2 separate regions of the Homo sapiens genome follow, and region 1 is linked to region 2. The links are chromatin loops, found by intact Hi-C in ENCODE. Cell type or tissue: endothelial cell of umbilical vein. All regions are shown on one strand. Each heading gives the region's core, and the rest is flanking DNA. Links, peaks and the distances in the headings are about the cores only.

What was found. Peaks named below come from ENCODE experiments on the same cell type or tissue, not always from the same donor. Only the 100,000 strongest peaks of a DNase experiment are listed, where the experiment ranks them.
Region 1: a loop joins it to region 2, with 3 times the contacts of the local background. A loop is called at or near these places in 3 of 110 quality-filtered maps.

Annotation. Positions count from the first base shown.
Region 1 is chr9:21,833,813-21,839,200 of GRCh38, forward strand. It overlaps MTAP (methylthioadenosine phosphorylase), which reads left to right. Exons shown (of 8, transcript NM_002451.4): 5 at 4,096-4,198. Among named protein-coding and RNA genes, the nearest start is that of MTAP, 34 kb to the left of the region's middle. In endothelial cell of umbilical vein, for the core only: no CTCF peak of the experiment used is centred there; a DNase peak (open chromatin) is centred at 2,779; H3K27ac peaks cover 2,928 bases.
Region 2 is chr9:21,916,842-21,922,229 of GRCh38, forward strand. It overlaps a transcript of MTAP not described here. Among named protein-coding and RNA genes, the nearest start is that of CDKN2A-AS1, 48 kb to the right of the region's middle. In endothelial cell of umbilical vein, for the core only: no CTCF peak of the experiment used is centred there; a DNase peak (open chromatin) is centred at 3,000; H3K27ac peaks cover 616 bases.

The DNA of each region.
Region 1 (5,388 bases), core at 59-5,058, 83 kb before region 2:
CGTATTAACTAACAGCTATCTTCAAGCCAATGTAAGAGTCTTGATTCAAGAAACAACCTACCAGTCAGTCTATTTCTAGGCTTTTCTCCCTCTCTTTGAAAGTGCCAGTGTTCTTCCTTTCACTCTCTTGAACTCATTTTTCCTGCCAGCACACATCATTTTGTCTCCTTTACTTTTCCATAGGCTGTTTTTTTTTATTTGTCTACTAGCTTTTCTTATCACATATCCCTGCTTGACAACCTTAAGCAATTTGTTGGATACCCTTGATTTGAGGCCCATCAATATGTCATACTTTGGGATTGGCAGAAGAAATGTTTAGAAGCATATTTTCCATAAATGATAGTGACAAGTGCCAAGCACTTGCTTCATGTTGTCTCATTCAGTTTTCACGGGGACTTTATAAGGTAAGTGGGATTACTCCCGTTTAAGGAAACTGATATAACTGAGGTGCAGAGAGACGAGAGTGACTTTCCCAGAGGCACACAGCTAGTGAGTGGTAAAGCCAGTAGATAAGCCAGTCCCTGAAATCCGTGTTTTCCAGTAGGATCCCAAGCTATGGGGAGATAAAAATTAGTCCCCTTGCCTAGCTAGAGGGCTTTAAAGGTTAAAGCAAGAGGAAGAAGCAGACCTTATCTTTTAGTTCTGTAAGTTTGGAGTGTATCGTGGGTCTCACTGAAACTAGAAAAATTGTCAGCACGGCTGCATTCCTTTCTGGAGGCTTAGGGTAGAATCCCTTTCCCTGCCTTTGCCACTCACCTTGGCATATGGCCCTCATCCATCTTCAGAGCCAGCAATGGCAATGGAGTCCTCACCTCTCATCATGCTGACATTGACTCTTCTGCCTCCGTCTTCCACATGTGAGGACTCATGTGAAGACATGCCGCACACCTAGTTAATCCAGAATAACCTTTCTATTTTAAAGTCAGCTTGTTAGCAACCTTAATTCCATTTGCTCTCTTAGTTCCCCTTTGCCATCTAAAGTAATATATTCATAGGTTCTAAGGGTTAGCATGTGGACATCTTCGGAGGGGCCATTATTTGAAATCTAAAATGGAGATGTTATTGCATCGCAGTCTATTGGGAGGTAGCCACTGGAGGTTTTTGCAGCCTTGTTTTTATATTTAAGCAAGGGTGTATATGTGTGTCTTAGTCTGTTCAGGTTGATACAACGGAATACCATAGACTGGGTAGCTTCTAAGCAACAGAAATTTCTCACAGTCCTGGAGGCTGGGAAGTCCAAAAAAAGTTGCCAGCAGATTTGGTGTCTGGTGAGAACCTACTTTCTCACAGATAGCACCTTCTTATTGTGTCCTTACATGGTGGTAGAAGGGCGACCTAGCTCTCTGGGATCTCTTTTATAAGGGGTCTGATCCCAATCATGAGAGATCTGCCTAATCACCTCCAAAAGGCTCCATCTCCTAATACCATCACATCTTGTGAGTTTGGATTTCAGCATAGGAATTTTGGGAGGACACAAAACTTCAGACCATAGCAGTAGGGATGTTGCTAATACCTCACGAAGAAAGAACTTAAAGAAGCTGAGTAATTTGCCCAAGACCACACAAAAATTCATTCGAATCCAGGGACAAAACTATATTTCCTGTGTTTTCTCCATGTCACTCAGAAAATTCAGCATGAGGGAGAAATATGATTCTTAATATAGAATCATATTTCTATATTGAAATATGATTTCAATATAGCTGTTTTGGCTAGAACTTGGAAGTGAACAGGCAGGCTTAATTGGGCAACAGTCCCCACTTTGTGGGGTGTGATCGGCAGGCTTATTCCAGGCTTCTTGCTGAGTTATAAAACTTCTGATTTATCTGATAGAGACCTTCAGAAGGAGGACTGGTGCTATTAAAATTATACACATTTCATTCTGGAATTTCTTTTGAGGGCATCATCCACTCCCCTCAGCTGTGATTGTAAACCTCATTGCTCTTGGTCAGAATTTCATTCAGCATTAACAATGACACATCCTGTTATGCTGTGCAGGTGTATTGCTGTTTATAGGAATTTAAGTTTAGATCATTAAATGTTTCAATACTGAATGTATTGACAGTTAAGTTGATGACGCAGAAAACTACAAATAGCTGGGCAAACTATAAGAGGTGTTTCTCGTCTGCACCTTCCCTTCTGGTATCTTGATAGTATAGCCCAAAAATGGTTTTAAGCCCTTGCTTCTCCCCCAGGGCTACCCTCTTTGCTTGCACCTTACAAGGTTGAGTGTTGTGAGGCCCCATCTGGTGCCGACTCCAATTCTGTCTCTAGCCCAGACCCACACTTGTGAGCTGCTATGAGTTATCTGGGCATCTTGGTTGACTTAATCTTCCTAACATCCTTGTAAATAGGTGGATGAATACTATGTTTTATGATTGGAAAATGAAGAATCAAAAAGATATGGCAATTTGGTTTAAGTCCACATAGCTAGTAGTTAGGGAGCTTTGTTGAGAAAGAAAAATGCATGAGAGGAAATTAAGACTGTAGTTAATAATTATCAGGTGCATATTAACGTTGCATGAAGCTTAACTTAAATACATGTTATTCTTAAGGTTAAAAAGTTCAAAACAAAGGCGGGGGTTCCAAGGCAAATGGGTGGGGATAGACAGGAGATGGGCAGAGGTAGATGAAATGCGGGTGTTATGGTGTGGAAGTCAGTTGGAGTATAGCCACTGGAGGCTTTTGTGGCCCTGTTCATATCATAGTTATAAGTGGGATGTTGCTAATGCTTGACTCATCAAAGGCTGAAACAAAGCCAGAGCTGAAGTTGAGTACGTGTCACCGTTTTATTGGTTAATCTTTCAAAAAGAGAAAAGCCTCTGTTTATACAGGCTGAAACAGTCATTTGACCTGTTCTTCAACTCCATCTGGAATTGCTTTGGGGTTAACTTAGCATTTCCCCTAAAGCGCATATGACAGTGGGTTGGGAGGAGCTCGGATGGGGTTTTTGTTCCTCCAGAGCGCTGAGGCCTTATTTCTGAGTGAGGTGGCCTTGGTGCCAGCTAATGCCACTGTTTAGTGTGTGATGAACTAGAAGTAACAGGTTAATTTTGGCCAGTAGACTTGCCAGCTGTGTAAACGGAACCAGTGAAACTATTTCTCAGTGCTGCCTCCCACCCCTGGAAGAGGACATCATGTTATCTACCTGCCCCTGTTGGCTTCCCTTGACCCATCTCTCCCATGCTGTCCCCTCCTCCCTGTGTTACTCATCAGTTCAAATTTAGAATAATTGAATGCACAGAGAAAGTGGCTTGTTCTGAAAACTTCTGACAAGAAATTTCCAGGTGACTTGGTGCTAGATTAATTTTAGCCTCTCTTATGGATTCAAAACTGTTTTGTCAGAAGACTTGAACTAAGACACTTTAGAATTAATTACGGCTGGGAAAAAGAACAATCTAAATGAGGCAGCGAACAAAGATTCCTAAATATGGAGCAAGACAAGTGGCTCTTTATTTCAGTGGGTCACTGGCATGAAAAAATATAGTTGGGGTTACAGGCAGGAATTACTCTTAGAGACATGGGAATTAAATGCAAGGTAAGTACCTTGTTTGGACCCTGAAACTAACAAAGCAACTGTTTAAAAACAAATTTTTTTAAGACATTGGGGAAATTTGCATCTGCTCTGAGTCAAAGCCTGGGATTTGTGTTTGTGAAAAAGCTAATAGAGGAAGCAAGTTGGACACAATTTAAGAAATTGTTGAATCTGGGTGATGTGTATATGGTGTTAAGTATATGATTTTCCACGTCTGTGATGATGAAACATTTTTGTATTGACTTCTTAAGTGTCTTACCTGGCCTTTCTGAGCCCACAGTTGAGTTGCACCTGCAATCCAAAGTGGTTACCCCGTCACGGCTGCCAGACCACAGACACTTTAATTCTTGTTGTGCGGTGTGTTGCTGCCAGCCCAGAGCCAAAAAAGCGGAATACCACCCTGAAGCTTTTGTAAACAATTGTCTTTAGCTTATCCAGAGGAATTGAGTCTGGAGTAAAGACCCAAATATTGACCTAGATAAAGTTGACTCACCAGCCCTCGGAGGATGGAAAGATGGCCTTAAAATAAAACAAACAAAAACCTTTTTTGCTTTATTTTGTAGGACCACTATGAGACCTCAGTCCTTCTATGATGGAAGTCATTCTTGTGCCAGAGGAGTGTGCCATATTCCAATGGCTGAGCCGTTTTGCCCCAAAACGAGAGAGGTGTGTAGTCTTTCTGGAAGGTGTACCAGAATAAATCATGTGGGCTTGGGGTGGCATCTGGCATTTGGTTAATTGGCAGAGCGAGTGGCCCCATACCCTCACTCAAGTTTGCTTTGTATTATGCAAAGTTTTATGAAGAGTTATTTCCTGTTGCTAATAATTTCCTGTTCCTCTGTTACTCTCAGTCATTTTAAGCTGAACCACTCAAAGTTGCAACCTACCTTTTTAATAAGTTTTGATTTTGCTATCTAGATAAAATGATTTAACATAGAATATCACATTACTCAAGAGTATGCAGTCTGGAGCCAGATTACTTAGGATCAAATCTCTGCTCTTCAACAAAGTAGCTGTGTCCAAGAGGACAAATTATTTGACATATGTGGGTTTCAGTTATCTTACTTCTAAAATGAAGATAATTATAGCATGTACCTTATAAGACTGTGTGAGGGATGAGAGAGTTAATACTTAATGAAGTCTCTGAACCATGCCTGTCAGTTATGGAACATCCAATGGCTGGTAACTGCTTTTGTGAATTAAATTACTATTATTGATCTTCTAAAAATGGTCAGATTGGCAGCTGTTGCCTTTGACCTGAGTTTGGCCATTACTGCCCAGCCTTCTGTCTACCATTATAGCCAAATCACAGAACTATGGGGACAGCCCCACAAGGGCCAGTGGTGGTATAAGGGGTGGAATCACAGTTTTAGTTCCCAAGCAACAAAAATGGCTACCATGACTAAGAAGCCTATGGCTTGGTCCACATGTGCTACTTCTCTTATAATCCCAGGTTTGAAAGTCAGGTGCAACTCAAAAGATCAGAAGTATCGTTAGAGATTAACTGCTTCATAAAATCTCCCTTATGAGTTAACTTAGAGAATATAAATACCTAAACACGTTAGTTATTCAGATAATGTTAACACCTGCATATAGAGAGTAGATGATTTCTTTTAGCATTTATGTTTTATCCTACATAATCACAGAAAACCCATTTCCTTATAGTTAACAGCAAGGGCACCTAAACTGAGGACACAGGGTTGGGAGAAATATTTCTAGTCTCAAACAAGAATTTGGAATCTAAAACCGAGTACTGAGGGAAGCCATTTCGGAGATACCACTGCGCATTGATTTTCTCTGACTTCTAGGAAAGTACGTCTTTTACTTGGTTTTTTTTTTTTTTTAAAAAAGTGGCA
Region 2 (5,388 bases), core at 165-5,164:
AAAAAATCTGTTGCTAAAAGTCCCCCAACTTGCAGTACTTTGTTACGGCAGCCCGAGGAAATGAATACGGAGGATATTGTTGTTATTTAGGTGAGAAATAGAGTTGGCCCAGACTAGTGTGATAGAAGTCAAGGTGAAGAAAAAAGGTCAGAATCTAGAATTATTTTGAAAGTAGAGCTATAAGATTTACCAAAGGATTGAATGTAGGTTTTGAGGGAATAATAAAGGAACCAAGAATAATCCAAGACTTTTAATCTAAACTATTGGAAAGATGTTGCCATAAACTGAATGAGGAAGGCTTTGGGTGGAGCAGCACTCAGGGGAAATACAAAGAGTCCAGTTGTTAACTTTTAGAAGCCTATTTAATACCCAAGTGGAGATGTCAGGTAGGCAGTTGTACATAAAAGTCTTGAATTCTGGAGAGAGGTCTCAGCTAAAGATATAAATTTCTGAGTGGTCCACATAACAGAGGCATTTTCAGCCATTAGATGGCACAAGGTTGAAAGAGATCACTAAGGAATGCAGAGCAGAGACGAAAGCAAGGCCTACCCTGGGTACTGCAATGTTAGTAGGTCAAGGAAAAGAGAAGAAATCAGCAAAGGAGACTAGAAGGGAGCAACTGGTGAGGAAAAAGGAAGACTAAGAAATTGTGATGCTTGTCACTAATCATCAGGGAAATGCAAATTAAACCACAAAGAGTTACCAGCTTACTCCTGCAGGAATGGCCATAATTAAAAAGTCAAAAAGCAATAGATGTTGGCATGGATGTGGTGCAAAGGGAACATCTTTACATTGCTAGTGGGAATGTAAATTAGTACCACCACTATAGAAAGTAATATGCAGATTCCTTAAAGAACTAAAAGTAGAACTACCATTCAATCCAGTAATCCCACTACTGAGTATCTACCCAAAGGAAAAGAAGTCATATAAAAAAGACACATGTACATGTATGTTTATAGCAGCACAATTAGCAAATGCAAGAATATGGAACCAATCTAAGTGCCCATCGACCGAGTTGATAATAAAAATATGGTATATATGTATATGCCATGGAATACTACTGAGCTATAAAAAGGAACAATAATAATGTCTTTTGCGGCAACTTGGATAGAGCTGGAGGTCATTATTGTAAGTGAAGTAACTCAGGAATGGAAAACCCAATATTGTATGTTTTCACTTACAAGTGGAACTTAGCTATAAGGATGCAAAGGCATAAGAGTGATTAATGGGCCGGGCGCGGTGGCTCCGCCTGTAATCCCAGCACTTTGGGAGGCCGAGGCGGGCGGATCACGAGGTCAGGAGATCGAGACCATCCCGGCTAAAACGGTGAAACCCCGTCTCTACTAAAAATACAAAAAATTAGCCGGGCGTAGTGGCGGGCGCCTGTAGTCCCAGCTACTTGGGAGGCTGAGGCAGGAGAATGGCGTGAACCCGGGAGGCGGAGCTTGCAGTGAGCAGAGATCCCGCCACTGCACTCCAGCCTGGGCGACAGAACGAGACTCCGTCTCAAAAAAAAAAAAAAAAAAAAAAAAAGAGTGATTAATGGACTTTGGGGGCTCGATGGGGGAGGTTTGGAGGGGTTAAGGGATAAGAGAATATTGGGTACAGTATAAACTGCTTGGGTGACAGGCACACTAAAATTTCAGAAATTAGCACTAAAGAACTTACCCATTTAACCAAAAACCATCTGTACCCCCAAAAACTATTGAAATTAAAAAAAAATTGTGATTGATGTGGTTTCGCTGCATCCTCGCCCAAATCTCATTTGTATTTTAGCCCCAATAATCCCCACATGTCATGGAAGGGACCTGGTGGCAGGTAATTGAATCATGGAGGTGGGTCTTTCTCGTGCTGTTCTCGTGATAGTGAATAAATCTCACAAGATCTGATGGTTTTATAAAGGGGAGTTCCCCTGCACATGCCCTCTTTGCCTGCTGCCAGGTAAGATGTGTCTTTGCTCCTCTTTGCCTTCTGCCATGATTGTGAGGCCTCTTCAACCATGTGAACTGTGAGTCAATTAACTCTTCCCTTTATAAATTACCCAGTCTTGGGGGTGTCTTTATTAGCAGCGTGAGAACAGACTAATAAAATGATACCTGTACTAGAATCCACTTGAAGAAAGGGAAGCACAAATTGATCACCAAGGTGTGACATAGGAAAGCATAGTTTGATGGTCCATCAAACACTATTGATAGGAAAAAGTGAGAACTAAGAATTGAGCATTCAATTTAGCAATATAAATATTATTGTGACTAGGATGAACAATAGTTTCAGCAGAGTGTTTAAAGTAAAATCTTGGTTAGTGGGTTTGTAGCTGAAAGAGAGGAAATTGGAGACAGCAATTACAGACACTTGAAATTTTTATCAGGGAAGATTTCAAGCATATAAAAATATGAATTAACAAAAAATGAAACCCATCACCCACATTCAATTGTTTTTAACTGATAGCCAATGTTGTTCATCTACTTCCCCACTCCCTCTGTCCCTACCTTACCAGATTATTTTGAAGATACTCTGAAAAAATAATTTAACTTCATTCATAAAAATTTAGACTTCTGCTTTAAGGCTCTTGCATTTTTTCTTTTTCTATAAAAGGAGCAAAAAAACAGATGGTAATTTGCAGGTGGAAGTGAGGTTAAGAGAAGATATTTGTAAACCACTTTTGGATCCCTGGGTTCAGATGTGGACTAGCAAGAGAGTTGGATTTAACCAGGGTTTTGGTTTTGCCATGTATAAAACACTGTGAGGTTCAAGGGTGTATGCAAAGGAATGATTACTATCCTTTGATAATTGACTATGTGACCATAAGCATTTTAGCTGGGTAAGGAGTGGAGTGATGACATAAAGTGGGTGAAATACACTGACAAGGTGATAGAATCATAGCTTAGAGGTCAAGGTGGAGTAATAAAGTGGTGGTGGTCAAAGAGCACAAGTTAGTCAGAGAAGCGGGTTTACAGGAAATAAGCCAGAGAATGTTCATCAACGTGTATATTAACCCATTTCCTGTTTAGAAAAAAAAAGTGTGGCTTGCTGCCAGCACTCACTGAATTTTACGTAAACACACTCTTTGAGGCTGAAGCAAATCTGACTGATTTTTCAATGTGAAAATAAAATATAAAAATTCTTCATGGAGTTATTTCTAAACAGAACTTGTCTCTAATCCTAATGTAACAGAAATGTATATGATATTACATTAGGATTAGAGACAAGAGAACAAGAATATTCTTGGGGCAAACAGGAAATGGGTTAAGGAATTAGACTAGAGTAGATTTATAGATAAGGAGACTAAGCTCAAGAGCGAAAATCATAGAGAAATGAGTTGAATTACAGAATGGGAGTGGCTGGTGTCTTTTAGAAAGGAGGGAGTATATTCTGAACATAGCAATGAGGATCAAGAAAAAATTAGCCCATGACCAGAGAGAGCTGTGAGAGTATAAATAAACAGTGCCCACCTAAGAAGACTGTAAGATAAGCAGGAGGGAGAGCTGTAATTCCATTAGAGCAATGAAAAGAGATTTTCCTTGGCCACTGCGTGACGCTTTTTTAACATGTTTTTTTCCCTCAACCATAAACAATTGCAGGCACAGTTGTGAGCATGGGCAAATTCAGGTTTTATGTGACCTGAAACTTACTTAGTTTGGAGGACTTTCTTTAAGGAAAGACTGTAAAATTTTTATTTTCCCAGATTTTACCAACAAAAAAGTGCAATTATGCAAACCCATTATCCACTTACCTTCCAATAGCCCACTCGAAAGGGGCTATTGGGAAACAATTCTCTATGGATATTTTCACCTTTCTGCATGATCCAGGCTTTCTGAGCAAACAATATGGTCAAACTTGATTAAATAATTATTAAGTGGTAAACATGCCTTGGAAGCCAGAAATTGTGTATTAATCTGGAAATATTTATCCCTTGGATAAATCCCACTTGATCATGCTAAATGATCTTTTTAATGTGTTGTTGAATTTGGTTTGCTAGCATTTTGTTGAGGATTTTTACAACTATGTTCACCAGAAATATTGGCCTAACACTCTTTTTTTCTGTGTCTTTGTCCAATTTTGGTATCAAGGTAATGCTGACCTTGTAGAAAGAGTTTGGAAGTATTACCACTTCTCCCATTTTTTTTGGAAGAGTTTGAGTTTTTTCTTTAAAAGTTTGACAGAATTAAGCATTGATGCAATCAGGTCCTAGGCTTTTCTTTAATGGGAGACTTTTTATTACAGCTTTGATCTCATTACTTGTTTGTTCAAGTTATTTTTTTCTTTATGATTCAATCTTAGTAAGTTGTATGTGTTCAGTAATTTATCAATGTCTTTTAGATTTTCCAAAAGAAACTTGTGGTTTCTTTTGGAAAAAGTTGTCCATAATTGTTTTTAATGATTCTTTGTATTTCTGTGGTCTCATTTGTTAACTCTCCCTTTTTGTTTCTGATTTTATTTACATGGGTCTTTTCTCTTTTGTTCTTAGTTTAGGTAAAGGTTTGTTAATTTATTTTTTCAAAAAAACCTTTTTGTTGATATTTTGTATTTTTTACTCTCAATTTCATTTACTTCTGCTCTGATCTTTATTATTTCTTTCTTTCTACTAAATTTGGTTTTGTTTTGTTCTCTTTTCTAGCTCCCTGAGGTGCATCATTAGGTTGTTAATTTGAAGTTCAAAGATAATATAGAAATACAGTGGTCATTGTAAGAAAGTTTTAACCTAGACAAAACTGTTCATTTATGAAGTGGATTGGAAAAGAAGAAATTCTGAATTCCTCAAGAACAATGGAATGTAGATTTTGATTATCATGCAGAGCCTTACAAGAGACTCAATAAATCAAAATATGCCTCTCTTAAAGACTTCTGGCCAGAAGCAGTGGCTCACACCTGTAATCCTAGCACTTTGTGAGGCTGAAGAGGGCAGATGGCTTGAGCTCAGGAGTTTGAGACCAGCCTGGACAACATAGGGAAACCTCATCTCTATTAAAAATAAACATAATAATAACAATTAGCCAGGCATGGTGGCACAAGCCTGCAGTCCCAACTACTCAGGAGGCTGAGGTGGGAGTGTTGGAGTAGGTAGTTAGGCAGACATGAACATCAGAAGAAAAGCCCATCCCCCACCAGTAATGTCAGGCAACCATTAGGTGATGGTCAGGTAGTTGTTAAGCAGTCTTTTTAAAATAATAATTGGTTGCAGTCAGTGCCAGAGAAAGGCAGTCTCCCAATATATGGAAAACACTTGAAGCCGGTGGCCAACAGCTTCCCAATAAGGAGCTGAGCAAGCAGTCTCAAGCATGCACTAAGAGGCAAAATGGCAGAGTTTAACTGGTGTATGACCAGTTCCTCTAGGAACACTTGACTGGCAAGGGAAAAACGCCTCAAGTGAGCATGCACACAACTTCA